2 separate regions of the Mus musculus genome follow, and region 1 is linked to region 2. Evidence: chromatin loops called from intact Hi-C (ENCODE). Cell type or tissue: left cerebral cortex. All regions are shown on one strand.

Region 1 (8,000 bases), 55 kb after region 2:
GCCACCCGCCAAGTTCTCTCCAGTCTCATTCTGTCTTCCCCACTGGTGTGTGTGTGTGTGCATGTGTGTGTGTGTGTGTGTGTGTGTGTGTGTGTGTGTGTGTGAAAGAGAGGGGGGTAATACTACTTTTTACTTATTTTGCGGCAGTGCTGGGATTGAATCTGAGACCTTTGCATGCTAAGCAAATGCTCTACCACTAAGCTAAACTCCCAGCCTGGCCTCCTTTCCCAGTCTTTGATGAATGGCAATTCTTACAAAGGTAGGCAGGTGTGTGATGAAAATGACTGTCCAGTAATGGGTTCCAGGAAGACCTGGTCTACTGACGCGCTCTCCTGGAACATGAATCTATGACCATGCGTCTAGGGGAATCTGCTGCTCTCTGTTCACAGGTCGTATAGCATCCTTACTGCTAGAGGCTCTAAAAAGGCTTTGTTAAACAAACCCTAGCTGGGGAGATGGCTCACTTAACATGCTTGCTATACAAGCATGAACACCCGAGTATGCAAGTTGAGACCCATGTCAATGTGGGGTGAACAAGGTAGCCCCTCTGTAATTCTAGCCTCGGGAGGCAGAGATGGGATCCAAGAGTGAGCTGGCTCATGAGACCATCGGTGTGTTCTGGCTTTGATTGAGAGAACTTGCCTCGATGAAACAAGTGATGAGGATGATTCTAGACATCAACCTCTGTCCTCCACATGTGTGTATATTTGTGTGCTCACATATACACACACATGTGCATACATACACACAGAGTGAAGAGATGGATTTCCCTCTATACATCTCTTCCCTCACAATTGTGAAACTGTCTTTCTCCATGTTTCACACCTATGCCTGTCTGCTATGATTTGAGTATGAAATGTCCCTCTCGGGGTCTTGTGGCATGTTTTTGGAGGCCGTGGGACCTTTATGCAGTGGGGAAACCTTTGAATGGGGAAAGAGGTAGTAAGAGCAGGCCTCTGAAGGTCACACCCCAAACCCCTGCTCTCTCACTTCCTGGAGCCTCACAATGTAGGCAACTGCTGTGTCATGCATGGCTGCCACAGGTGGCCATGATGCTGGACCCACATCCTTGTGAAACTGTGAGCCCAAATAAACCTGCCTCCTTGAATGGTCCCTGCCGGGTGTTGTGCCACAGTGACAGAAATGTGGCCAATTCCAGCATGACATCACCAGCAAAGTGGCACCAGTGGTCTAGAGGACACATGGAGCGGCAGTATTCTGGAGCATGGCTCCTCTTTGGAGGTCACCCACGGACCTTGAAGACCTGCTTTGTGTTGGTCATGCTTGGGTCAGTCCTGAAGTCCTAACTATGGTCAAGATGAGACCTCACTCACTCTAGATCCAATGCCCTGATGCCTGCAAAGCCCAAAGACAGTCTGTCGCCTTCACCTTTTGTATGGGAAAACTGGGGACAGCTCTGAGACTGGTTTTGATGGAACTGGGAACTGTTAGCCAGACGAAGAGAAGACGTTCTGCCGGTTGTCTGCAGATTTAAACCTGCCTGGAACACTCAGGCCATAGACAGTCTGAGCTGACATCCAGCCTCAGATCTAGCCAGAATGTTTCCTGTGTCTTGCTTGGATGGAGCCAGAGACTGTGGGTTACAACCTCCTCCACCAGCCTGATATACCAGAGGCTTGCCCTGGAACCAGACAGTCCAGCAGTCCACTGGAGAGTCCCCAGGGTCAGAGGAAGCCTGTAGCCTGCCCTACAGACAGTGGGGGAGGGAGTTCCCAGCCATTTTCTTCCTTATTTGGGAGTGCAATTCTGGACTGCTGGCTTGTGTGTCTCGAATACCCAGGGCTGCCAAAGAGAGAGTGAGGACAAAGTGGGAGAGAAATCCCCAAGGCTGGCTGTGGGGAAGCCCCCCTTCCCTTCTGTCGCCAAGATGGGCAGCAGCAAGCACCTTCTGCTCGTCCTTCAAATCAAACCTCTCCCTCCTGCCAACCCCCTCCTCCATCGAGAGCCCTCAGATCCATGTCAGAAGCAGTGTAGACAGAGCCTAAACCAACCACAGGCAGGCATGCACCATGCAGCCTCTGCAAAGCCCCCCATGACTTCCCAAGACCATGAAGGCTGGGCCCAATTAGCAGATAAAAATGGAAGCAGGGCAGATCAGAGCACAGACGGGGGTTTCCACAGATGGTCTGAAATGTCACCCTGTTCCACGCTTCCAGCCTTTTCCAATTCTCCCCAGGCAAACTTTCCCACCTCCCTGCCCAGGTCCTCACACGCAATCCCACCCCTCGAAGAAGTGGGGTTGCTCTCTTTGCATTGTGAGGAACAGGCTTCCATCAGAGTTGAGAGGCAGTTTTGAAACTGGTTATGGCTCGTCCCAGACGTTAGTTCTTGGAGAACTAGTTAGTTCTGTGAACGAGCAGGTAGCCAGACCTTGGCTTTGGTTTCCGTTTCTCCAGGAATGTTCTGTCCTGATTCTGTGTCAATGATGAGCCTCAACCCTGAGCCATCCACTCTCCTTTAGCTGGAGATTTCCAGAACAAAGAGCTATCGATTCCTAAACTGAGAGAGAGAGAGAGAGAGAGAGAGAGAGAGAGAGAGAGAGAGAGGAGTTGCAGACAATAAGTGGAGAGAGCTGGAAGAAGAGTGGGGGAGAGCAATTGGTTTTCAGATCTGTCCTGAACCTCTAAATTTTATTCATAGAAGTGGAGCTAGCCTTGGCTGTGAACGCAGCAGGCAGCGCCACTGCAGGCTTCTGTCTGAGACTCACAGCCATGGAGCGGGAGAGCAAGCCCTGCTTGCTGGAATTGATTTCTCTTCCTTTCTTGGCCACAGAACCATGAGGCAGACATGGGATGCTCTCCGGTCCTGTTGCTCCTCTACTGTGAACTCTGGGTGGGTTTCTCACATCAACACAGTGTTTCTCCCATGCAAATGTGTTCAGGGATTGAACCCCCAAGATCCCCCTCCCTGGGCAGACCATGAAGGGAGCAGCTGTCCCTTATGCAAAACCCACTGAGGAAATGCCTCGTGCTGAAACGTTCCTGGAGCCTGAATACAGCCAAACCCTTCACCTAGCCTCATTCTCCAAACAGGAGATTCTCCCTCATCAGACCTCACTACAGAACGGAACACTCAAAGCCGTTAGGGACCCAGACAGGCCCAGATACTTCGAAGTACCTTAACGTGTAATACATGTTAGCATGGTAAAGGCTCGGAGAAATTCAGAGTGGTGCAATACATTGAACTTTGTTTAATGAGGTATTTTCTAAGCTTAACTGACCCTGAGTCACTCATTACGTGGGATACGACATTCCACAGACCTGCCCACCAGGGGAACGGTGTGTTTTCTTCTCTTTCCACGCCTTGTCTCACCTGGAAGTCAGAGCATACTTGATTCAGTGAAAGTCACAGAATCTAATACAGCCCTGGGTGGGAGTTTTTGTGGAAGGAGCATGCCTATTAGTGCCACAAGCCATTTGTAGCCTAGGTTGAGCTTGGGAATGAGCGCCATATGCTAACCCTCTTTCCCAGGGCCTTTATGTCTGTGTCCAGTGTAGCCTTGTTAAAACCAGCCCTCTGTCCCCTCCCTTGCTTCCGTACCCGTTTTATACTGACAGACCTTGAGTCAGATCTGGGCAGCATATGTGTTTTGTTTGGCTGGCACGGGAGCTCATTGTTTCTTCCCATCTTGTACTGGAGCCGGAGCACTGCCATACAGCCAGCCTCTCCCCACAGCCCGCCCTCCCTCATCCCCACGTCACCCTCTTACCTCTCGCAGTGCCCCCACCCCCCGGGATTTAAATCCTCTCAGGAGGATGATTTTCTAATCTGACCATGAGCATTGGTCTGGAAATGGATTTGCTCAGACTGGAAGTCATGCCGGCCTGTAACCTGCAAGCCCAAGGCTCACTCTCTGAGCTTTGGTACTCGACAGTTTAGAGTCCCTTCCCTGCTATTGTCTTCTCGGACCTAAGTGTCCGACCTAGGAAATGAACAGGACCAGAACACTAGGGTAGGTCCCCACTTGAAGATGTTGGGGGGAGCCAGACAAGTTAACCTGGCACTAAGTGCCAAGTCAGGTTGCAGGGGAGATGCTGAGAGGCCTGCAGGTGCTCTCATTAGGACAAAGAGACTGGAACAGCAAACAACTGAACCCACCGGCCAGGAAGTTACCTCCATATGTTGGGGGTGGGGGTTGAGGGTGGCAAGAGCTCAGTCTCCTTGGGTCTTCCTCAGCTTGAAGACTCCACATTATGTCTCTGTGGAGACAAGAAGGAAGAGAGCCCAGGAAACCCAGCCACGCTGTGTTCTGCGCTCCCATAGTGGTCCTAAGAAGGGCAGGAGGGGTGCGGAGATGCCGCTTGCTGGGACAAGGCTTCTCTCCCTGGATTCTCGGTGTAGCCATCGCCTGCCTGCCGAGTGAGCTGGGACAGACTGCAGGTTGTGAGCAGGGAGGGCGGAGGGAGCCGGCCATATGGAGCCGGATGACAGAATTTGGCAGTGGAAGCGGCACAGATGGGTCTGCTTATGTCCAGACACAACCGGAGGCCAAGGCCTGAATCATCTCTCTAGCAATTTCTTGTTTCCAAACACGTCTTTTGAAGAATGTGGGGATGCTCCGAGCAGATATCAGAACCCCTGCCGGGCGTAGAGGGAGGGACAGCGGAAAATGGTGTTGTTTTTGTGCAGGAGTGATGGAGAGAGAAGGAACCAGGCTGCTCGCTGAAGTGAGGTGGGGTCACCCAGATGGTGAGAATGCCTGGTGGCTTGAGCACCATCGGGAGAGTCCAGGTCAAAGGCCTTACTGTGTCTTTTTTCAGGGATTCTCAAAGTCCTGTACAGGGTCAGAGCTGCCAGTCCACTGACCAGGATGCAAAACAGATATCCTGGAGCAGATGATCTCTCTCTTAGCGAGGGCTGAGTCCTGCATGAGGGAGAGCAATTGTGGTAGTCTCATGCCTCTGGTGACCCTCCCCACCAAGAGTTAAGATTCTAGAGGGTGCTGGCCCAGTTCCTTGGCAGGGCCTTCCCGGAGTTTACTTGGATCCTGATGAGGGTCACAGGACCCTTCTGTCTTCAGTATGAAGTCAAAGCTGTTCTGCCTGGCATTCAAGGCCCCACCAGGACCTTTTAATTTCTTGAAATAGGATTTCATGTATTCCAGGATGGGCTACATGGCCAAGAATGGTCTGAGCATCTGGTCTTCCCGTATCTACCTCCCTAGCGCTTGGATTACAAGTGCAACCTACCACGCCCACTGCTGTTGTGCTGAGGATTAGAAAAGAGTTTCACACAGGCTTGAGCAACAGAGCCACACACCCACCCTCCAGCCTGTCCAGTGCGGAACTCCCGGGTGACCCCTAGCCTCCACTCCACATGGCTCTCGAGTTCTGCTCTGCGCTGTCTTCCAGTGCCTCTGTCCGGTGGCCTCATCTGCATATCTGCTCCGTGAGGATGCACAGCCCTAGCCCGTGCCTCTTCTCAACACGGAAAAGAATGTCCTCCCTTGTGTGTTCTACCTGCAGGCTGGCAGGGAGCTCCCAGATAGCACGTGAGACAGTTTAGCTCATTATGAACTGAGGTTGCAGAAGAAGAGGAAGGAGATGGCCCCACCTTTTACATCTGGCTAATGTGGTAGAGACTGAGGCTAGGTACCTGGCTCCGGGCCCTGTGTTCTTTCCACCGTGCCCTGGCCTCCCCTAAACAGCCACTCTCTCCTTCTCCTCAGAAACATGCTGAGAAGTTCACTGAAGGTTCTTCTGCTCCTGTCAATGGCCCCATTTACAGATGAGGGACCTGAGGACAGACAGGTTCTTTGACTTCTCCAAGGCCATCCAAACCATGCTCTCCCCAGCCTGTCTCTGGAAGAATTGCAGCCACAAAACACACCCCATGTGCTTAGCATTTTACCTAGGATGCTGCTCTTTCCCTCTGCCTTTGTGTAGTCTCCTTTGCACAGTGCTTTGGGCTGAGTATAATCAGCCCATTTACTCAGAGGGCAACTCGGAGACTCCCGGCAAGCAGCTGACTGGCTCCGGTCAGCAGGTGTGTGAGTTAGTGATTACTGTATAACAGAGGACCCCCAAACCTGGTGGCTCATAATGGTTCCCATTTCTGTTCCAACGACTTGGTATAACTTAGCTGTGCCTCCTGCTACACCTCTTCAGTCCAGGTGCCTACCGGGGGCCTGTGGTCCCATCTGAAAGCTCAGGTGGTCAGCTCAAAGAATCTGTTGCCTGTCGTCCAGTCCTCTTGACCATAAGCAACACCCAAGTCCGTGGGCCTTAACTCTTCACTGACTGACCAGATGACCCTGATTTCCTTGCTGTGTGGGTGTCTCGTTTGGCAGCTTGCTACAGTGGTGTGTGAAGAGAGACCATGAGAGAGAGAGAGAGATAATGGAGAGAGAGAGATTGAACATTAGCAAGAAAGTCAGTCTTTGTAACCCTGGAAGTGGTACGGGTCTCATTTCCTGTGCAGTATTAATTAGTCACAAGCTCACTCACCTTTGGATACCTTCAGCCCAGGGGAGAGGCCCACCTACAGCTTGGCTCCCCGCAAGGAGACAATTGCCTGGGAGCTGGCCCAGCTGGTGTGTACAGTTCTGGCCTTTGCCTGCCAGTCTGAATGCTCCACGGGCCTCTGAGGCAGGAGACAATCAGCCCCTGCATCCTGTGTTCTAGAAAGGCTCTCAGGAAGAGAGATGGCCCTGTTTTAATTACAGTGCTGACCCCAGGGAGGACCCGGCTCGTCTTTGGATAGTCTTCCTTCACCCCGTTGCTGCCAGTCTTGACTTTAAATCAAACTGTTCTCTGTTCAAGGGCTCTGGGCCCCAGGCAGGAAGAGGATTTATGAGTGGGTGACGGAGAAATGTAATATCAGGGATCGGGACCCAGACGGCAGTGTGAGCTGGGAAGTCCTAGCAAGATGCTGGCTCCCCCACCTCAGCCCCGTGACCTCTCAGGCACAGCAGGCTTTACAGCCTCCATCTTTATGAGAATCTTCCATCATCGTCCTTTCTGCCCATTGCTTTGTCCCTCCTAGCTGTCTGCACTTCAGCCCCCACCCTCACAGAGTCCGAGTCCCAGCCACCTATACTTCCTAGATCTGTGTTCTCTATCCCTGTCCATGCTGTCCCTTCCCCTGTCCCCAGTCCTCGTGACCTCTACTCTTCATTGGCCAGACTCCTGTCTCCATGACTGCAATCTCATTTCCCTAGGTCTCTGTGGTCAAGCCACACCTGGGATCCCTTCCTTCACTTGCTGTTCTGTCCCCTGCCCAATACATGGAGCACTGTGGGCCTTCAGAGCAGAGCCATGGCTTGTGTGCCATTCTCTCCCAACTGGACAGAACCTCTTTAGGACAGGGCTGGGTTCTAGCACCACCTGCCATCCCAGTGACCATAGTCATCATCCTTACCAAGGGACTTGCCTGATTAAAGACTTTCAGTGGCTTACCATTGCCTGCGGAACCGAAGCCACTCCTCAGCCTTCCTCAGACTGGCAGTCAAACCTCCACCATCTGACTTGCAAGAGGCCACCCTGGCTTCATCTAGTCTTCCACTTCCCCTGCATCTCTGCTTCCACTCTTGAGAGCCACTCACACAAGACCACACCTACCTGCCATCCCAGGGAAACTTTGGCTCAAGAAACGGCCTCTGTTCCTTCCCACCCCTAGGCTTTAGGCAAACCAACTCATGATAGTCCAAAGAAACATCCTCCATGAAACGCTCTGACCACCATTCAGGAGGCAACTAACTCAGTCCTCAGCTGCCTGGTCCCAGGCTGGACTGATTCAGGTTTCCAAGGTGCAAGGGAATCTGTTCCAACCACCCCTCCTTCAGTTAGATCTCTCTGGTGCAGGGGTGCCACCTTCCAACCCACCCCTGCAGTTGCCTGCGGTTCTGGAGACAAAGACAAAGACATCCCGAGGGGGGAGGGGCGCTCAGGAAATCTCCAGGAGGCGCCTGACGGTCCTGCTCCCCCTACTCAAGAAAGCACCCAGAAGGCTGCACCCCCCAGGAGGGTTCTCACCAGAAG
Region 2 (8,000 bases):
CTCTCTCTCTCTCTCACACACACACACACACACATATACACACACCACCACCACCACCACCACCACCACCACCACCACCACCACCACGCATGCATGGCCAAACATGCATGTACACACAGAGACACACACAGACACATGTACACACAGCCCCACACACCTCCTGGTCCAGGCTTTTCAGTGCTAGCCTTCAAACCAAGAAGAGTTTTCAACGAGAACACTGAGCCCCTTAGGTGGCATCTGCTGCCCACAGAATCACTGGCTACTGGTAGGTTCTGGGGCACCAGAGGCAGAGCTGGGACTGGAGTAATGCAAGCCAAGTGCTACAGCAGGGCATTTAAAGCACTGCTCGCTCTTGGGTTCCTGCAGGTACTGAGCCAGCACTTGCACAAACCAGTGAGTCAGTGTTCCCGTAGACAAGGCTTGTGCTCCCCTCACTGCAGTCTGAATGTGTGCAGGAAGTCCCTCTTTCTATTCTGCTTCCTTCCCTCTAGCATCACTCTTCACATGACCTCTAGTACTTTAGCTTGTCTCTTTCTTTTCTCCCAGAAGGCAATATTAGCTTTGAGTCTATTCCATTTTCCCAGGTGAAAGGCAGCTTCCTAGAGTAGTGGCTTTCACTGTGGTTCCTGGACTAGTAGCATTGGCCCATGAGGAACTTGTCAGACCCACTGGCACAGCCTGGTCTTTCCAGGTGGTTCTGATTCCTCCTCAGGTTCAGGACCTGCTATCCTAGGAGTGACAGCAGGCATCAGCCCTAGATTGCAAGCCTGGTGACAGGACCCTCTGGGCTTGTCTCACATCTCAACATAGTAAGGGGGTGCGGGGAAGAAGAGAAAGAGGAAGGGAGGAAGAGGAGGGGGAGAAAGAGGAGGAGGAAGAAGAGGTAGGAGATCTGTGCATAGTCTTTCAGCTCTGACTTCCAGGGCCCCTGTCCTCTGGGGATGCACTCAACAACTTCTCTTGACTTCAGCCCAAAGTGCCCCTGGCAAAGTGCTCTCTGGGAATCTCCTGGGCCAGGCTGCACACTGCAGCTTCCACTGTCTCCACGGACATCATTAGCTGGCCGCAAAGGTCTGACTTTTAGAAATGGAGTCTTAAACAAGCAGAGGGATTTTGAAGCCACAACCGTGGAAAGTGAAGGCCCTGTGAGCTCCAAATGTGATGAGCGTCATCGAGGCCTTGCTGTGGCCACTCAGGCGGGATCAACGCAATGGGAAGAGGTTTGGGAACATTTCTGTGGCTGGAGGTGGAGTCAGACACAGGCACACTAGATACACCAGACCCATCTCTTCACAAGTAAGTCCTGTGCCCCAGTGGTGAAACTCCAAGGGCCAAAGGCACTGGTACCTTCTTTAGTAAGCAGCCAATCTAAGTACTTCATAGGTAGAGTTATTTATCTCTCACGCTTCTGGAAGCTTGGGGGCCAAGAAAAAGATGGATTCCAAGATAGCATTTTCAATTCTGCATCCTTAGGACAGGATTAGTCCTGTGTCCTCATCAGGCAGGGGAGATCATGAGGAAGATGGTGGAGCCCAGCCATGTGTCCTAACTCCCTCCCATCAGGCCCCTCTTTCTAACACCGTGCTGTATTGAGGACTCCAATACATGGAGTCTATGTTATTCCACCCATGGATCCTCCCATGCATACTCATTTAATCCTCACTAGGCATTGCAACAATTCCAGTGCCACTACTAGTGCCATTTTAAGTCCCTTTCCATTCCAATCTTATGGGGAAAATGGAGGCACAAAGAGGCTAGGTAGTCTGAGCTCGCAGGGGCTGTGTTCCAAGTGGAACACAGGAGATCGGGCTCCTGATTTAGGCCCCGTTAGGCTCTGCTCCACCCTCCACAGGTGGTGCCCTGCTTGTGTAGATGTGTTAAATGCAGCAGGGTTAGTGTAAAGTCAGGAACCACTCCCCTCTTGGAGATGTGACAGGTCAGGTCCGTGTGTGTTTGTTTCTAGACATTACATTTTAATTTATTCACTTGTGGATGTGCCTGTGGGGTGTGTGTGTGTGTGTGTGTGTGAGTGTGTGAGTGTGTGTGTGTGTGTGTGTGTGTGTGTGTGAGAGAGAGAGAGAGAGAGAGAGAGAGAGAGATGATGATGATGAAGGGATGGTAGGAGGGAATTCAATTGGGGAGGAGCTGCCTAGACAGTGGGCAGGGCTTCCTTTACCTGGGTGCGACCCCTGGCTTGTCCCAGCTCATAGAACAGCAGCCACCACACCTCAGCCTGCCTAATCTCTGCCTTTGTACAGGCAGGAACATATGAGGTTCTGAGGCAGCAAACTCAAGCAGTCTAAGGAAATCCAGCAGATCAGAGGCAGCCAGAGCCAGTGGCAGCTTCTACCACTACAGTGTACAATATTTTAAATTTTCTTATAATAGGAGCATTATGAAACATGTGTAGAGCCTCCACTGAGGACCGGAACCCAACATCTGTGTCCAGTGTTCCACGTTAGTTCTTAGCTTCTGTGCCATAGTTTTGTTGGGTGAAGAGGAGTCTCACTAAGGCTGTAAAACCACTGAGATTCCCCTGCCCCCTGCCCTGTGGCCCCTGCAGATGGCGGTCCATGCAGTTGGCTTTGAGCCTAAGACATGGCCTCTGGAGTCTAGCCATCTTTCCACCTCATAGCCCTGCCCAGCCCTTCTGAATGGGCTCAGAGAACTCAGACTGGAGAGCATGGGTCTCAGTTCTGCTCATGGTGCATTTAGGTACAGTCAGCTTACAGACAATGCTATTGCCTAGTTTCTACTCTGCCAGTGGGGTAGGGGAGCCTAATGGTTTCTGGGGGAGCAATAGGAGCATTGACAAGGTAGTTAGGGTGTCTAGAATGAGCCCTTCCTTGTAAGTCATTCAAACCCTGGGCATGCCAGGTGCCCTGGATTAATCCCAGGCAAAGCCCAATAACATAGAGAACATGGAAGAGGGCCCAAGAGGATGTATTATAAAGGGAGGGTGAAGCTAGATAGACTCTGCACTGGGCAGTGTGTGTGTGTGTGTGTGTGTGTGTGTGTGTGTGTGTGTGAAGCTTTATCTTCCCTATAAACAAGAAAATTCAGTCTTAGGGATTTACCTAAGGCAACTGAAAACATGCGTGCACAGGAAGGATTTGAGACGTCTAGTGCAAAAGCGCTTTCCTTGTGATATTCTTAAACCAGAGACACCCCATATGTACACCAAGAGGACCAACTATGGCCCACAATGGATCACTGACTGGGTAAAACCAAGACTTAAACCATCACTATACACAACATCACGGGCAAGTCTTCAAAACAGAAGGCTGACCGAAGCATGCCATTCAAAATGAGACTCAGATTGTAGAATGTTCTAGCAGAGACAAAACCAAGATTGAAAAAATCAGAGCCATGTTCACTGGGGGCTGTGGGGGGGATCAGTTTGGACAGAGCACCAGGGAAAGTTCTGCTGTGGCTGCTCTCAGTCTTCATGGGAGGTTTCATCTACACAGGTGGGCGGCTTTACCCAAATCCTTGGACTAGCAGACATAAGACCTGTGCATTTACTTATATAAAAATGTACTTTAAAAAGATAAACACATATGGGACTCTGGGTAATGACCCACGTGTTGAAGTGTTTCTAGGTAAAGCATATTGCTGTCTTTGCCTTATGTGGAAACACACCCACCAGATCAGGTGGATGGACAGATGGCTGGATGGCTAAATGAGGACTAAAAATAGGCCAAATGTGAGTTGTCATGAGCCTGTGGGTGTTTACTTTGATTTTTTTCAATGTTCTTTTATGTTTGAAAATTTGTGTAGTAAAATGTTACAGTGTTATTGAGGAAATGACTGTGCTAATTGCTTTTGGTGCTGGACCCGGACTGACACAGTCTATGTGTTTTATACATAGATTTATTCAAAGACTCCTCCACTGATTGATGTTTGGGCTGACATCGCTCACTATCGATAACAAGGTTCCATCTTTGCTTGTGCTCTTTTGTGCTCACAAAAGAGTGCCTTTCTCAGACAAAGGTGTGGGAGTGGCTTAGTTGCTTTGTAAGGGACGGGAGGAACCGGACTCAGAGAGGGAGAGGGTTTACTTAGGGTCGCTTGCTCTTGGGCTTCAGCTACAAAACGTAGCCTTACGTAGCTTTCTTGGTCTCCAGTGGATGGCCAGAAACGGCAGAGACTGAGTTGTATCAGGGTGATTCGGTCCGCTACAGCGTGGAAAGGGCTGTGGTTACAGCACTGCCAACTTGACCATAGTGATGGTCTCTGTCCCCCATTCAGATCTCAGAGGTGCAGCAGAGAGATGGAAGGCAGGGGGAGCAGTGGTGTCTCTCATATAGCGCATGCCCAGATCCATCAGTGGGCACCGATGATAAGAGCAGGCTGGGCTAATTGAGATCATGTTGACCACCCTTCTAGAAGAGGACCTTCAACTTTGAGTTAGAGGAACCACCCACACACTTCTTGGGCTGCCTCAGGCCAGCAGGCACACAAAGGATCCAAGGAGGCTGACCTCCACTCTCCACTTATCAGTATGGCTGCAATTCTCCCAGTGGCAAGAAAGAGGAGAGAGGACTAGAGACAGACTCTGGGAATCGGTGAGGGGCAGGGAGGTCAGACTGGTAGGACTGAAGACAGGAAGGAGGCATACGATCTTGGTACTGGTTAGAGCTGAGAGGTGCATTCTGGTAGCACTGCTCAACGTTGAGCAACCGACGTGTGGGGTAGAGAGCAATGATGGACAGGTTCTCAAACAGAATGAGTGTTTCCTGATGGCTTGTTACATCTCAGTGGGTCAGGAACAGAGGCAGCTCAGGCTAAACCTGGAAGCCCCAACTCCATAGCCCCGTGTCCCAAGGTTCCTACAATCTTCCAAAACAGTGCCACCATCAGAGGACCAAATGCTCCAACAGGCGAGCCTATGGGGGACATTTCACATCCGAACCACAGCAAGCAACTTGAGCGCACAAGGTGGGAATGACACTGTGGTCATGAACTTGGGCTGGCTTGGGGGAGTTCTTGATGACTTGAAGGTACTATTTTTTTTAAAGATTTATTTATTTATTTTATTTATATGTGTACACTGCAGCTGTCTTCAGAGGCACCAGAAGAGGGCATCAGACCCCATTAGAGATGGTTGTGAGCTACCATGTAGTTGCTGCCAATTGAACTCAGTACCTCTGGGAGAGTAGTCAGTGTTCTTAACCACTGAGCCATCTCTTCAGCCCCCATAGGTGCTTATTTTTTGATGTAGAAAAAGAAGAACTAACAAAACTCCCTGTTTTCCTCCTAAGCCCTTAAGCTTAATTTCAAGTTTGAATACCCTAATTGCAAATCCAAACTCCCTTAAACAGTCTCATTACAACTCATTTTATTAAATTCCTTTAAGCAGTTTGAAGTGCATCAGCAAGTGGATGCTTCCTGTGTCTGCTTGGAGTACTTCCCGTGCCTGACCTAGCAAGCAAACCCCTTCCGAGCACTTAACTAACCCCGCAAATTTAATAACTCAGAGTCATGAATGCAGTGAATACCAGACTCTCGTAAACATTTCAATAAACTGTTTACAAAACTAATCAAATTATCTTACAACTTTTAATTTAAAATCACAAGTCTCAAATCAATTACCCAATTACACAATTACAATGTAATCCGAGATATGTCAAATCCTCCTTTATACTGCAAACCCAGTGAATACCAAATATCTGGTTTGTTTTTAAATTTATCACAAATGCATTAATACTCTGTGTTTAGTTGATTTTGTTATTTCTGGATTTAATTTGCACCTTCCAGAGATTTTAAGAGACTCTCCTCCCCTTTCATTGGATGCATTGCCTTTCTCACAGAAGAGCTGAAGTGTCACAGGCCAGCCCAAGTTCATGACCACCATGTCATTCCCACCTGTTGTGCTCCAGTTGCTTGCTGTGGTTCGGATGTGAAATGTCCCCCTAGGCTCGCCTGTTTGAGCATTTGCTCTTCAGATGGAGGCACTGTTTTGGAAAGTTGTAGAATACCTTTGGGCATGGGACTATGGGGGTAGGGCTTCCAGGTTTGGCTTTAGCTGCCTCTACTCCTTGATCCACTGAGACATAACAAGCTGTGTGGCAAGTTCCTGCTGCCTCAACAGATGCCCAGCTACTATGCTTTACCTGACCTAACTGACTGTATGCACTGAACCGTGAGCCCGAACACCCCCACTGCTAAGTGGTTACTGTCAGTCAGGCATTCCATCAGAGATGAGATAACCCCCAGGTACAGCTGGAGGCTCGAGCGGTCGTCATCCTAGTCGGTTCTTCTCCTGCATTTTTTTAAAATGTGATATTAATGGATTCCAAGCACACACTGTCTGATGCTGCTGGTCTCATAACCCAGGTCCCTTACATTCCAATGACAGCATTGCTGGACCGAGAAGCCTGCTTGGAGCCTCCAGTGCCCCCATCCCACTGAAACCAGGTAACGGTTTGTTTTATCTAACTAATCACTTGGTTCAATATCTCCTGGAATTCTCCCTTCTCTTCCAATTTCTCCTCTGTGGCAGGGCCAGCATTTGTAACAAGATCCAGTGATTGGATTCAGTCTGACTCACGCCTTTGCCTGACCAAGTCAATAAACTAAACGTAATGGCATTGTCTCAAAGGTGAGCCAAGCCAGTGGAGATATTGTGGTGGCCATGAAGGTCGTTTAAAAAGACTGTGGTAGGGAAGAATTGACTGGCAGTTAACTCCATGCTGGAACTTAGGTTCAGTCCTTGCTCCCAGTCAAAATCTATGGAGACACCGGAGCTGACCCCTTCCTGCCCGTCATGGAATTCCTCTAGGAGCCTTTGCTTGAAACTCTGCTGGGGCATGGTCGGGCTCCTCTCAGAACTGCCCTGGGTGTGACGCTCTTCCTTTCTGACCCTTCTGCCTTTTCTGCTCTGCTTCCACAGATGTCCACACTGAGGCCATGTTGGAAGGTTCTCCTGCTCTATTCCTCTCCTAGAGCCTCTTCTCATCTTCCCAGCAGTCTCTTCTAGTAGATCTCCAGTAGAGGGAAGAGGCAGCAGGATGGCGGGCTGGCTGGCTTTGCCAAGGACCTCCTGCTCCAAGCGAAACACAAAAGTCTTTGGCGCCTCTCAATTCTGCTCCTCTCAATTCCATGATGGGCAGGAAGGGGCCTTTCTCAAGTGGTGGCTTGGGAAAATGTCCCAGTGGATGATAGCACCTTTGATGGCACAAGGGGATGTGTGTTTGAAGGACAGCGAAAACAGTGCCAAGAAGGAAGATGAAGAAACTGGGCGGTTTTTAAGAAAGTGTGACATCCTGCAGAAGGATAATGAGAAACGAAGGGCAGTCGACCAACTGGAGCTAAGGGCGAGAACTGTGGCTGAATCTTTGTTTGTAAAAAAAAAAAATTCTCATCTTTGCAGTGAAAGGAGATCTGGGGCTTAGGAGTGCGGAGAGCCACAGTGAGGAAGCGCTCCACCAAGTAGATCTGTTGTGCTAAAGGCAGGTTCTGCTTAGGGAAACCTAGAACCCCAGGAATTTAGACTCGAGGCCCCCCAAACTACTGAAGTTTGTAGAAATGGTGCACCTCTTTAGTGGAGCTAGAACTTTGTATTGGAAGAAGATACTACCAAAACTTTGCATTTTCTACAAGAACACAAGATTCCTGTCTTTAGAACAGTTCCCTGAGTCCTCACCAGGCAGAGCAATCACAGGCTTAAATCCCAGTGCAACCTGGTTTGGACTGTGCTGATACTGGTTAAGGGAGGGAGGAGATGATGTCTCATCGAGGCGCAAGAGTTAGGGAGCCCATGCTGACAACAAGTGAACTGCCAAGGGAGAACCAGGATGTGAGCTCCATTTCAGTCCAACACTCTCCTTCCTTTTCCTCCCCTGATCCCTCTGAAGATGCTCAAAACCTCAGATCTGAAGTCTGACAAAGTGCAGCAATAGCTGCCCATTCTGGCTGCGTCACTGAATTAATCCACCCACCAACTACCTGGCGGGGAGGAGGAGAAAGGGAGTCAGCTGACATGAGGAACTGGCTCC

The links. A loop is a pair of places that touch in the nucleus more often than their neighbours do. Peaks named below come from ENCODE experiments on the same cell type or tissue, not always from the same donor. Only the 100,000 strongest peaks of a DNase experiment are listed, where the experiment ranks them.
Region 1: it touches region 2 in a loop (7-fold over the local background); 2 of 42 quality-filtered maps call a loop at or near these places.

The regions. Positions count from the first base shown.
Region 1 is chr4:45,751,620-45,759,619 of GRCm38, forward strand. No RefSeq gene overlaps it. Among named protein-coding and RNA genes, the nearest start is that of Gm12409, 8.6 kb to the right of the region's middle. In left cerebral cortex, a CTCF peak has its summit at 4,588; DNase peaks (open chromatin) are centred at 2,712, 3,594 and 4,450.
Region 2 is chr4:45,696,148-45,704,147 of GRCm38, forward strand. All of the region lies in intron 1 of Gm829 (predicted gene 829), which reads left to right. Among named protein-coding and RNA genes, the nearest start is that of Gm829, 17 kb to the left of the region's middle. In left cerebral cortex, no CTCF peak of the experiment used is centred here; a DNase peak (open chromatin) is centred at 3,630.